2 separate regions of the Homo sapiens genome follow, and region 1 is linked to region 2. The links are chromatin contacts, found by Hi-C or POLR2A ChIA-PET in ENCODE. All regions are on one chromosome and are shown on one strand. Each heading gives the region's core, a stretch centred on a gene start or an enhancer-like site at or near the end of the contact. The rest is flanking DNA. Distances are from core to core; before and after follow the strand shown.

Region 1 (6,724 bases), core at 324-2,823, 220 kb after region 2:
GTTGAAGAAGATGCTCACAGGCCAGGTGCAGCGGCTCATGTCTATAATCACAGCAGTTTGGGAGGGCGAGGTAGGAAGATCACTTGAGGCCAGGAGTTTGAGTACCAGCCTGGACAGCATTGCAAGACCCCATCCCTACTAAAAATTAAAAACATTATCCAGGCGTGGTGTCGCATGCCTGCAGTCCCAGCTGCTTAGGAGGCTGAGGCGGAAGGAGCACTTGAGCTCAGGAGTTTGAGGCTACAGTGACAGTAAGCTATGATGGCACCACTGTGCTCCAGCCTTTGAGATAGCAAGACCCTATCTCCAAAAAAAAAAAAAAGAAAAAGAAAAAAAAAAAAGAAAAAAGGGATTAAAAAAGAGAAAAAGATGCTCATTTCATTGAATTAAATGTGCAATATTAAGAGTTTCCAAATCTATAACTTATTCTGGATTTTGGCTACAAAAATTCTCATGGGTTACTAATAGGATAACAGAGTTACACTCTGTGAAAAAACATTGTGCAGATCTAGTGTTACAAATCTCAAACAGGAACTCAGTACTTCTCAACACTTCAGTGAAATCATGAACAATGTAAAACCCTTAAGTAGGGTAAAGGGTGTTAGGCAGGGGACACCTCCAGCTTGAACTGAAATGTACCACATACCCTCCTTTAGTTTATTTCAAAGGACCATTAAATAGTAAGTGTGTTGAAGGGCCAATGGGCAAAGAGATTAACCCCCTTTGTGCAGCAACTTGCATCAGCGAGAAGAATCCACAGGAGGCTGCTGACTTTTATGTGCAGTTCCAGTCCTCAAAGGACTGGAACCTTACAATAACAGTGTTAGTAAAGAACTACTTCTCTTGATGACATATATATCCAGCTCTTCTTTACAGTAAAGCTAATGAGGGAATGAAACCTAAATATTATAAACCAGCATCATTTATATCAGAATTCATTAGCCAGTTTTGAATTTTACAGTTGGCAATAGAGATTTTAAAAAGGTAAAACTTAGCGCTAAATTTCTTGTCACAAAAAAACAAAAATCCCAAGTCAACAACCACTCCCCACAATTATGTAAAACAATGAGATATTTAAGAGCAATATGGTTCATAAACTGTTCACAGGCAGAGTAACCTGCCAAAAACAACAAACAACTTTTGCCCCACCTGAATTTAGCCAGCATATTCAAATACAAGTTCCTATTAAGAAACGATTTGCTAAGAGCTTAGCATAGCAAGACATTAAATTGAATTTCTTCAAATATACAATAGGTGTCTAAATCCACTGCTATTATACTAACTGCTGTAAAAATAAGTGACTACTGAAATACATTGCATTACAAGGCTTCTCCCCCAGAAACACAGGGAAAGAGAATAGACTTCAATACTGCAGTCTTGTTTTCTTTAGGACACTCACACTTACCATGCCAATGGCTCCCTGCAGCTTTATTTATATTTTTCCTCAGCAACCTCCCAGGCCAAAGAGAGTCCAACCCAAAAGGCCAGAGGTTGGTTGAGGGAACTCACAGGCATTTGCTTTCAAACCCTGCCAGTGCAGATTCCATTCACCCAAACCAGACAGGGCTGTTTAAAGATGCCCTCTCTGTGACCCAGCTCTGCGGAAGGTCAAGTACACTATCACTGCCTGTAACCAAGGAAGCAAAATCGACATGTTCCTGCTGTTTTGCCAGCTGCTGAAACAGTTTGTCTAATAATATGACTAATTGCTTCTAGGGAAGATGTACTCTGCTTTACAAAGTTCTCCCTTCACCTAGATTGCTGCCACTGTTAAACTCTCTCTCCCTCCACCCCTTTCCCCTTAAAGATCACCTTTCCTCAACTGAAAGTTCACAAGAATGTTACCATGGAGTCCAACCAACTCAAAACATTTTTAAACCTACAAGGAGAGGAGGAAAGACCTGGAGAGCCCAGAAACACCATGTTCTGCATATAGCATCTTCAACCTAACGGTGCAGTAATCTAATATTCTTCTTTTTATTAAATAAAGACAAGGTCTGGCTCTGTCACTCAGGCTGCAGTGCCAGTGGTGCAATCATGGCTCACTGCAGCCTTGACCTCCTGGGCTCAAGTGATCCTCCTGCCTCAGCCTCTCAGAGTAGCCAGGACTACAGGTATGTGCCACCACACCCAGTAATTTTTTTTTTTTTTTTTTTTTTTTTTTTTGAGATGGAGTCTTGCTCTTGTCGCCCAGGCTGGAGTGCAATCTCGGCTCACTGCAACCTCCATCTCCCAGGTTCAAGCGATTCTCTTATCTCCACCTCTCGAGTAGCTGGGATTACAGGTGCCTGCCACCACACCCTGCTAATTTTGTATTTTTAGTAGAGATGGGGTTTCACCATGTTGGCCAGGCTGGTCTCAAGCTCCTGACCTCATGTGATCTGCCTCCCTCAGCTTCCCAAAGCGTTGGGATTACAGGTCGTGAGCCACCACACCCAGTCAAATTTTTTCTTTAATTTAGTTTTTGTAGACACAGGGTCTTACTATGTTGCCCAGACTGATACCTGAACTCATGTGATCCTTCCACCTGGGCCTCTCAAAGCACTGGAATTACAGGTGTGAGCTACCATGCCTGGCCCTAATATTCTTAAAGATAGGAGGTCTTTACAAGTTCCTCTTTCACTTAAAGTGTAGGCAAGAATATATGGACTGTGTTACATAGAAAAGACCCACAAGAACAACAAAACTGGGCTCATTTAACCATATCCACCCAACACGCACCGGGCACATGAATACAAGATTGAGTTCTGGACTCAGAAGCCTCCCATTCTGGCAGGAAGATACGCAAATGTAGTCAGAGCAAATGAAGAACACTGTAATAGGTCCACAGAATGACTTCAACTCTAAGTCCCACCCCTTCCCCAAAGCCACTGAGGGGAGGGAGCTCCTGAAGTCACAGTGCATTAGTGGTGAGGCTGAAACTAACACCTAGGTTCTCTGGCTTTGAGACAAGAGCACCTGCCACTAAGGCAGGCTGTAGCCCCCTGATGGACATGGGGACTCATTACTTGGTTTTTATACCTCAACAACTGATATGAAGTGAATGCTGACCAATCAGCAAAAACAAAACAAAAGCCTAGGGGAAGAGTAGGAGAAAAGAGGTATTACGGATATTTACTTTTACATAGGGTGGAGAAGGAGGCTGAAAGAAAACATTTGAGAATAAATTCACACTGCTATAAATGATGAAATTTCCACTCCACACATACAAACAGAAGTTTGCATGTGCACTAACATAAAACAATTTATGGTGAAATAAATTCACCATATGTGATGAATGGATGAATATGTCATCCATTTTCAGATTCTAGCACAAACCCAGGCACCGCTATCTAAAAGAGAAAAAAAATTAATCAAGAGGGGAAAAAAAAGAGATGATGATTCTCCTTTGACTATAAGTCCCTTCACCTCAACAACTATTTAAAGTTCTAAGAAACAAAACACTCTATTCACTAAGTGAATAAGTACAGCCAATAAATGTGCTTTACGTATGTGTAAAAGGAAAGATTAATAAAGGAAGCAAAAAGTTCCAAGACTAAACCATTGAGGTCAAGAGATCTGGTCCTTCATCATCAGAATTTGCTCCTGCCCTCTGGCCTGATAATTATACTTCTGGGAACCCACGTTATATAAATTATCCTAAATATAGAAATGGCTTTATCAGTGTGTGGTCCTAAATTATTTTTCTAGGAAATATAAGAATTCCTTCTCCCAGTGGTTTGGGTGAGGCAGTGCCTCTCTCTACCTGTAAAAACAGACAATACCAGATATTTGCAGTCCTGCTTCCCTTGGAGGAGAGCAGGGGGTCAATAAGATTCACTGGTCTGAGAGACTTGGCACTGGAAGCTGGAGGTCCATCTCCAAGCTTTGTGGTACTGGCTGTACAGCCATAGCTTCACGAGACTGGCTCTGCAGTGTGATTCTGGGTGTTGTTCCAAGCTGCAGAGCTACTTCTCCAGTTCTTCCACTGTAAAGTTTACCTGTCTGTCTATATATACATCTGTCTGTCCATCTGTGCATCTTTTCATCCTCACATGAATATACTATTAATTTATAATACAGAAAGATCAAAAGCAATTTATATGTCCCAAACTAGGAGACGGGTTAGTAAATTATGCTATGTTTCCGGGATACAGAAAAATAATGATCAAAGCAGGTTATGTGGCAACCTGGGGAAAAGATGATATTTATTCTGTGTAATAACATTTTATAAAAACACAAGACACAAAGTTATATGCACACTGTGATTACAACCAGATGATATGCACGTGAGAAAAGAGCAAAAGATTTATTCATTCAATAAACGTATCTTGATTGCTCACTGTGTTCCAGGCACTGTATTTCAGGCACTGGGAACACAACAGCAAATGAAATAAAGTTCTGGTCTTCCTGGAATCTACATTCTAATGTGATAAACAAATTAAGTATATATGTTTGTAGATAATGAGAAGCATTATGGAGGAAGACAAGTACGAGTAAGGAGATTAAGAAGTGACAGAGGTAGAGGTGGAAATGACTATTTTTACATAGTGTGGTAATAAAGAAATTAACAACTTTTATAATTAAAAAAAACTTTCAAATACAAGGCTACCTTTTAAAACCAGCAAATATTGCTAGAAATTAGCAGTATGAATGATCTTATTTTCTACCCCACATCTGAAATTACTGGTGTTCTTCATATTTTTCTTCACTTTTAAAAGAAAAACTTGGCAGGGCATGGTGGCTCATACCTCTAATCCCAGCACTCTGCGAGGCCAAGGCGGAAGGATTGCTTACGCCCCGGAGTTCAAGACCATCCTGGGTAACACAGAGAGACCTCATCTCTACAAAAAATAAAAAAACCAGCTGGGTGTGGTGGCATGTGCCTGCAGTCCCAGCTACTTGGGAGGCTGAGGTGGGAGGATTGCTTGAGCCCAGGAGATTGAAATTGCAGTGAGCTGTGTTCCTGCCACTGGACTCCAGCCTGGGTGGCAGAGTGAGAATCTGCCTCAAATAAAATAAAAAATAAATAAAAACTCTTCTTACCCATCTAAGAAATAACACAGAAACTTTTTTTCTTGGTAAAATGAGGTATAAAAGTCTACTGTGAAACATAATTATCAGTCTCCTTGCCTATTAATTGCTACTAAAGATTTAAAAAAACTAGGCTGCTTCTGCAATTACAAAGCTAACCTGAATCATCCTGGTGGGCAGCTGATTACATGGAAACACACTACACTTAGAATTACGTTCACGTTTGGGTGGCACTCCTATTAACAATTTCCCTGAAGAAATCAAGTGCAATGCTCAACCTGTGACCCTGAATAAGATGTTATCTTCTCCCATAGCAGATGCTAATTTTTGATTTTTTATTCTGGTAGACAAAATGCTTTCATTTTCTAATTCTCTATTTTCTGTGACCAATAAAAGGATATGCTTTCCAAGGTCTTTTTTAAAGTATCAGACACTAAAGGTATACCTCAGACACAGATTTCAAGAAAGGAGATGTTCTCTATGACAGAATGTCATTACTCTGTGGCAAGACATACCGTAAGAAATCATTTTGGCACAACACTTCCACATAAGGTATGGATCTTTTGCAAGGACATCATCCTTCCTCAATTTTCTCCTTCTTAATAACTCCTCCTGTCAACCGTTTTTATCATAAGTAAGTCTAGTCTCACTTATTCTAACATTAATTCCATTTAACATTTATTCCAGCTGACTCTACATTTCATCTACAAAACAATTGTATCTTCTTAGTACCCTTATTTAAGTATGTACTTACTTAAGAAGTATGTGACTTGTCATATCATCTTTGGTAGTTATTCCTAAGCATTTACATGAAATACACATTATTTCATAATAGGCTGCTTTCCTTTTATTTCTCCTGAATATAATTATTATTATATATTGATTTTTGTAAGTTATTTGCATATGAATGCTTTTATTTTCTATGAGTATCACCTTGGTACAGTAAAAGGGTCTTTAAAAAAATACTGTTTAAAAAGGGGGCACTGAGTCTGAAGGAATTGGAAACCCCTAAGAGGAAGGTTCTCACAGTATGTACTCGATGCATACCTGCTGAATTAATAACTGATCTAGTTAATGGTGCTACTTCTTGCATATGAAGTTATGTGACTGTTAAAAAACTGTTGGGAAAAAAAAGAAAAACCCTTAGAAGACACACTTTGACCCAGATAGCTTTTAATTTCAAATTCTACTTCTAGTCTACAGAGATACTCCCACATATGAGCCCAAGGAGGCATATATAAAGATGTCCATCACTGTACTATTTATGCTTGAGAAAATCTGGAAAAAACTTAAATGTGCATCTAATTGGAAAATACTTCAATGTGCAAACTTAAATGCACATCTTAGAGGAGTAGCTAAATAAATATAGCTCTAATCTATAAAATATGAGAGTAAAAAGGAATTATGTGTATCTCTAAATCTGAGACAGTTAAAAGAATCAGCTTTCAGAACATCATAACCAGTGTGATTCCATTTAGTTTAAATTTTAAAAACCTATATATTTCTATAGCTACATAAACATGGATGTAAATACTTAACAAAAATTCTGGAAGAAAACATAAACTAAAAATAAATTAAGCCAATTTCAAAGAATCAGTATCATAAAGATCAGATCCTCTGATTACATTGTGATTAAATTAAAACGTAACAAAAAGGTAATCACAGATGTAAAACCTAGAGCTATAAAACTTTTAGTGAAAACACAGGAGAA
Region 2 (6,034 bases), core at 3,535-6,034:
TGCTATGGCTAGAAGGTGGTGTTTCCATTCTCCTCATCACCATTCCAGGAAGGTTACCAATGCTACCACCTAGAAAAGCAAAGACAGATTTCTACAAGTAACAGCACCTTCTCTGCAGTAACCCAAGCGTGTACACTTCATGGGTCATCATGCCTGTTTCCAAAGATGCCATCTACTGAACATCACTTTTTGAATCCAGTTGTTTGAGCAGGAGTTGTTTCACTGAACCTAACAAAATTAAGAAAAGTGCAGTTTTCAGCCTGGGCAACATGGTGAAACCCTGTCTCTACAAAGTAGTCCCAGCTACTCAGGAGGCTGAGGCGGGAGGATCACCTGAGCCCTGGGAGGTGGAGGCTGCAGTGAGCTGTGATCGGGCCACTGCACTCCAGCCTGGGTGACAGAGTAAGATACTGTCCAAAAAAAAAAAAAAAAAGGAAGGAAGCAAGGAAGGAATGAAAAAGTACAGTTTTGACTACAATGAAAATTCAGCCTAAAGGCAGTGGGATAGAAAAGATATGACTTCCTTAGATTCTATAACTATTTCAGAGGAGGAAAGTATAACTTTACATGTAAACATTAAATATATCTTACATACCATCATTATCTAAATACATTGTAACTACACTTAAATCCAATAAACGGAATGTTTTTGATACATGTAAATTATATAAGTATATAATACACATATATTGCCCCTTCAGTTATCTTGTATGTGATTATTAATTTCCAAATAATTATTGTACTTTTTAAAAAAAGCTATTTTTTTTACTTAGGAGTCTGAGGCAGGAGGACTGCTTGAGGCCAGGAGTTCAAGACTAACTGGGCAACATAGTGAAATCCCCATTTCTGGAAAAAAAAAAAATTAGCCAGGTATTGTGGTGCACACCTGTAGTCCCAGCTACTCAGGAGGCTGAGGCTGGAAGATTGTTTTAGCCCAGGAGTTTGAGGCTGCAGTGAGTTATGATCTCACCACTGCCCGCCAGCCTGGGTGACAGAATGAGACCCTGTCTCTGAAAAATAAAATAAAGCCAATTTAAAAAACTGCTGGTGTCAATTTTATTTTACTCATTTCATTTATATTCAAAACTGACAAGAAATAAATAGCTTATAGAAAGGACTGGGCAGAAAACACTAAATACTAAACTGATGAAGCTTATATAAATAATTTCTAGAAGTACAACCACTTTTTTTGGCTTTCTCAAAGATAAAAAATTCTTCCTGACATGTATGTAAGTCTATAGGAAACAAGGGGCAGTGCATAGCAGTTTCTTTTGCTTTAATAAAATCTATTTTTATATAGCACTATTTTAACCTGTTGTCAAAGCTATTTCACAAAACACACACAATTTTTCTCTTAAACAATGCCTTGTGAAATTGTCAAAAAAGTCTAAAAGGATTCTGAAATGCACCAAAACTCTCTAAACATAAAGCAGATTATAATAGAATGAGACCTACTGTTAAGATAGATCACAGGGTGACCAGAGTTTATAATATTTGATTGTACATTTCAAAATAGCTAGATTAATTCAAATGTTCCTAGCATAAATATTAAGGGAATAATATTCAGTAATAAAAGCTGCACAGTTCAGCTGTGAAGTAGTTAAGGTGATGGCTATCCCAAGTATGCTGATTTATCTTTACAAATTATATTAATGTATTAAATTATCACATGTACCCTGAAACTATGTACATTACCTATCAATAAAAAAAGAAAAAAATAGGCTGGGGGCGGTGGCTCATGCCTATAATCCCAGCACTTTGGGAAGCCGAGGCAGGTGGATCACCTGAGGTCGGGAGTTTGAGACCAGCCTGACCAACATGGAGAAACCCGGTCTCTACTAAAAATACAAAATTAGCCGGGGGTGGTGGTGCATGCCTGTAATCCCAGCTACTCAGGAGGCTGAGGCAGGAGAATCACTTGAACCCACGAGGTGGAGGTTGCAGCGAGTCGAGATTGTGCTATTGCACTCCAGCCTGAGCAACAAGAACAAAACTCCGTCTCAAAAAAAAAGGAAAAAAGATTATAAAATGAAAGCAACAAAATATTAATCTGAAACAAACCACACTTTATTGACAGCACATACATTTGTGAAAAAAAGTACTACTATTGTACAGTATTATCAAAGTCTGATAATCTTTCTAAAAGAAAAGGTGACACTATCATGAGGACACAGCTCCCTCCAAATCTAGCTAGAGCTAGAGGGGTATATTTGCAAATCCTCAGAATTGGAGAGAAGAGAGTGGACCATGGAAGCTCATACCCTTTGATTTATCAATTCTGTCCCCGGTAATTTATCCCAAAGAAAATTCAGGCAAAAATTTGCACTAGTCATAAGAATTAGTTATAAAGATATGAACTACATCGTTACTTATGATGTTGAAAAAACAAAATCAACTGAATGCCCAAGAGTCTGTAAATTAATTATAGTACACTGGACAGGCACAGAGGCTCACGCCTGTAATTCCAGCATTTTGGGAGACTGAGGCAGGAAGATCGCTTGACCCAGGAGTTCGAAACCAGCCTGGGCAACACAGCGAGACTCCATTTCTACACAAAAAAAAAAAAAAAAAAAAAATTAGCCAAGTGTGGTTGTGTCTACCTGTAGTCCCACCAATTGGGAGACTGAGGCAGGAGGATTGCTTGAGCTTTGCAGTTTGAGGCTGCAATGAGCTATTATTAGTGGGCCACGGCACTCCAGGCTGAGTGACAGGGCAAGACGCTGTCTCTTAAAAAAAAAAATATGGTACACCCACATAATGAACTACTGTGCAGCTATTACTAAAAACAGTATAAACCAGTTTGTAAAAAAAAAAAAAAAGCATATACACATACGCATAAAAAAACACAAAAATATAGTCACACACCACATAACATTTCAGTCAACAACAGACTGAATATATGATAGTGGTCCCCTAAGATTATAATGGAGTTGAAAAATTCCTATTGCCTGGTCATGTCATAGCCATCATAATGTCATAGCACAACACTTTACTCGCATGTTTGTGGTGATGCTGATGTAAACAAACCTACTGGGGTGCCAGTGGTGTAAAAGTCTACCACACACAATAATGTAGAGTACATAATACTTGATAATCAACAACTATGTTACTGGTTTATGTATTTACTATGCTATACTATGTACTGTTAGTATACTCCTTTTATAAAAAAAAGTTAACTATAAAACAGTCTCTGACATGTCCTTCAGGAGATATTTCAAGAGACATTGTTATCATAGGAGACGACAGTTTCATTCCTGTTATTGCTCCTGAAGACCTCCCAGTGGGACAAGATTGGAGGTGGAAGACAGTAATATTGATGATCCTGACGAGGTGTAGGCCTAGGCTAACGTGTGCCTTAGTTTTTAACTAAAGAATAAAAAAAAAAAAAGAAACAAAAAAACTTACCAAATAAAGATATAAAGAAAATGTTTGTGTAACTGCACAATAAGTTCGTTTTAAGCTATTACAAAAGAGTTAAAAAGTTAAGAAAATTTAGAAGTTTATAAAGTAAAAGGGTTACCGTAAGCTAAGGTTAGTTTATTACTGAAGAAAGATTAAAAAAATTTAGCGTAGCCTAAGGGTACACTGCTTATAAAGTCTACAAGAGTAGAGCAGTGAATGTCCCAGGCCTTCACATTCACTCACCACTACTCACCAACTCAGAGCAACTTCCAGTCCTGCAAGCTCCTTTTGTGGGTAAGTGCCCCACACTGGTGTAGTATTTTTTTTTTATCTTTTATGCTGCATGTTTACTGTACCTTTTCTATGTTTAGATGCACAAATACTTACCACTGCATGTAACTGCACACACCACTGAGTACAGCAACACGCTGCGCAGGCCTGTAACCTAGGAGCAACAGGCCATGCCATACAGCTTAGGTGTGGAACAGGCTGTACCATTCAGGCTTGTGTAAGCGCTTTCTACGGTGTTCGCACAACAACAAAATGGCCTAAGAACACATTTCTCAGAAAATATCACATCGCTAAGGACGCATGACTGTATGTCAAATGCTATGACAGGAGATGGTTTTTATTCTTTTTAAGTTTATTTAACGAGCATGCATTATTTTGATATATATCACAGGCCATTTCCCGCTAGCTGTAAATCAGAGTCAAGTGACAGCAAGAATTGGCTACTAACTACCCATATCTAACACCTGCCCCCCAAAGCGGCTCAACGGTGGGCATTTGCCAGTCAGGACTACAGGTGGAGGAGCGGCGGCTGCAAGCCGCGACCCAGCCTCCCCGCAGCCTCAGCGTCGGCCTCTGCACTCGGGCTTGCCGCTCCCAACAAGAGGAGGGCCGGGAGGCGGACGAGGGAAAAGCAAAGCCGGGGCCGCTAGCCTCCGCACCCGGATCCCGCCCCTCGGCCGCAGGCCCGGGCCGCACTCCGACTGAGCAACTCCGACCGAAGCGCCGGGCCCGGCCCTACCTTGTAATAAAACACCGCCTCGGAGTAGCGGCCTTCGTGGTCGCGCTGAACCGCCAGACGGGCGAACTGCACAGCGTCCCGCTCCAGTGCTGTGGCGTCCATGGCGCAGTGGCCCCGCGCCGGGGCAGGGAAGGAGGCCCTGACGCAGGACGGCTCTTCGCGGACTGCGGCGGCCCGGCGGCGGCGAGGACTCGGGAGCGCCGCGGAAGGAGCGGCAAAGTTTACTTTGGACGGTGGAGGAGAGCTCGCCTTCCCGTTGCCGGGCTGGGGTCCACCGCGAAGCCGCGCCCCTCAGCCCAGACCCGGCTTGTAGCCCACCCGGCCGCCCCACTTCGCGGCCCCAGCGGCCCTCGCCCCGCCCACCAGCCGCCCGACGCAGGCGCAGCCTGGCCCTCACGAGCTCCTTAGAAGCTGGGGCCGCCGAGGCCAGGCTCGCGGGACTGCGCGGGCTGTGGGCGGGGCCGGGCCCACGCAGGAGCCGGGCCGCGGGGGCGGGGCAAAAAGGCCTGCCGCTGTGCACGTGACCGTCGCGGCGCCCGGGATTGAGCAGCTGAGGGCAGGTGCCACGTCCGAGCTGCCCACACACCGCCTTATGCGTGGCGGTGGCGGTGCAGGGCGAGGCTGTTTTCGTCGACAGTGGGCAGTAGAGGGGTACGCGCCTTACAGATCCTTTCCTCTGTTAAGTGTAAGGGATGGGAGTAAAGAGCTAAGGAAGAATGCCTCCCACCAGCATCTGACACATTAAAAAAATTACCGTGAGGACAGAGGTTCTTTAGAGTCACTCTTCGCTAACATTTATTTTCATTTGTTTTCCACAAGCTGAATCATGACCCTATAGCCCCCCACTGTACACCAAGGTCGTATTGATTGAATTGTTAACAAACAAGGTAATGTATTTCCACTTGTACTTACCCTTAGGTTAACTTGATGCTGTTGTAATTAAATACTTAATTAGGTGATTATTTGATTTATGTCTTCTCTCCCCTAAAGGTCTGAAGTCAGCAGTAATAAAAATGAATTAGTGATGGGCACCACCAAATTCATGCTGAGTCAAAGAAGTAAGAATTGAGTACATAATGTATAATTCCATCTATAAGAAACACTAGAAAACACTACGATGTTAGAAAGCAGATCAGTGGTTGGGAAGGGGATACAAAGGAATCTTTTCGGATGATGAGAATGTTTTATATCTCAATGGTGGTGTAAAAATATATACGTTTGTCAAAACTTATCAAACTACATTTTAAGTGTGTACTTTTAATTTTTTAATTATACTCTAAATTTTTTTTCAGTCATTTGGCCTGCATTTAAAATGGGACTCTAATTTCTTAGTTTAAGTGTATTTCTTCACATTTAGTGAAGTTCTTAATAACAACGGTCTCATCAGGCTGTTATAAAGACACACAGAATTTGATTTTGTGCCTGGCCCAAAGATGGCTCTCAAAGGTAGCAACTACAGTTTTATAGCTGAAGCAGGGATGCTTCCTGTCTTTACCACTTTGATCCCAGCGTTGAGCGCAAGCCTTGTTCCAGAGCAGGTGTTCAACAAATATTTTAAAATGTTGAATGAGTCAACTCCACTACTTAAATATATCTAATGTG

Evidence for each region. A loop is a pair of places that touch in the nucleus more often than their neighbours do. ChIA-PET counts read pairs that join two places held with the same protein, here RNA polymerase II (POLR2A). Pooled maps may share reads with other maps.
Region 1: a pooled map shows a loop between it and region 2 (6-fold over the local background). The contact joins the enhancer-like site here to the promoter of CAPN7 in region 2. A Hi-C loop is called at or near these places in 2 of 37 single-sample maps with no recorded cell type and 4 of 50 pooled maps. POLR2A ChIA-PET finds 5 or more read pairs at or near these places in 1 of 52 experiments (activated T-cell).

What each region holds. Positions count from the first base shown.
Region 1 is chr3:14,985,367-14,992,090 of GRCh38, reverse strand. All of the region lies in intron 1 of NR2C2 (nuclear receptor subfamily 2 group C member 2), which reads right to left. Among named protein-coding and RNA genes, the nearest start is that of FGD5-AS1, 40 kb to the right of the region's middle. Within about 2 kb of position 1,573, at least 7 of the 41 ENCODE cell types and tissues checked have a DNase peak (open chromatin) inside an H3K27ac peak, as active enhancers do.
Region 2 is chr3:15,204,996-15,211,029 of GRCh38, reverse strand. CAPN7 (calpain 7) reads right to left here and starts at 4,784. Exons shown (of 21, transcript NM_014296.3): 1 at 4,433-4,784. The coding sequence starts at 4,534. It also overlaps the pseudogene COL6A4P1. RefSeq lists a silencer at 4,559-5,078.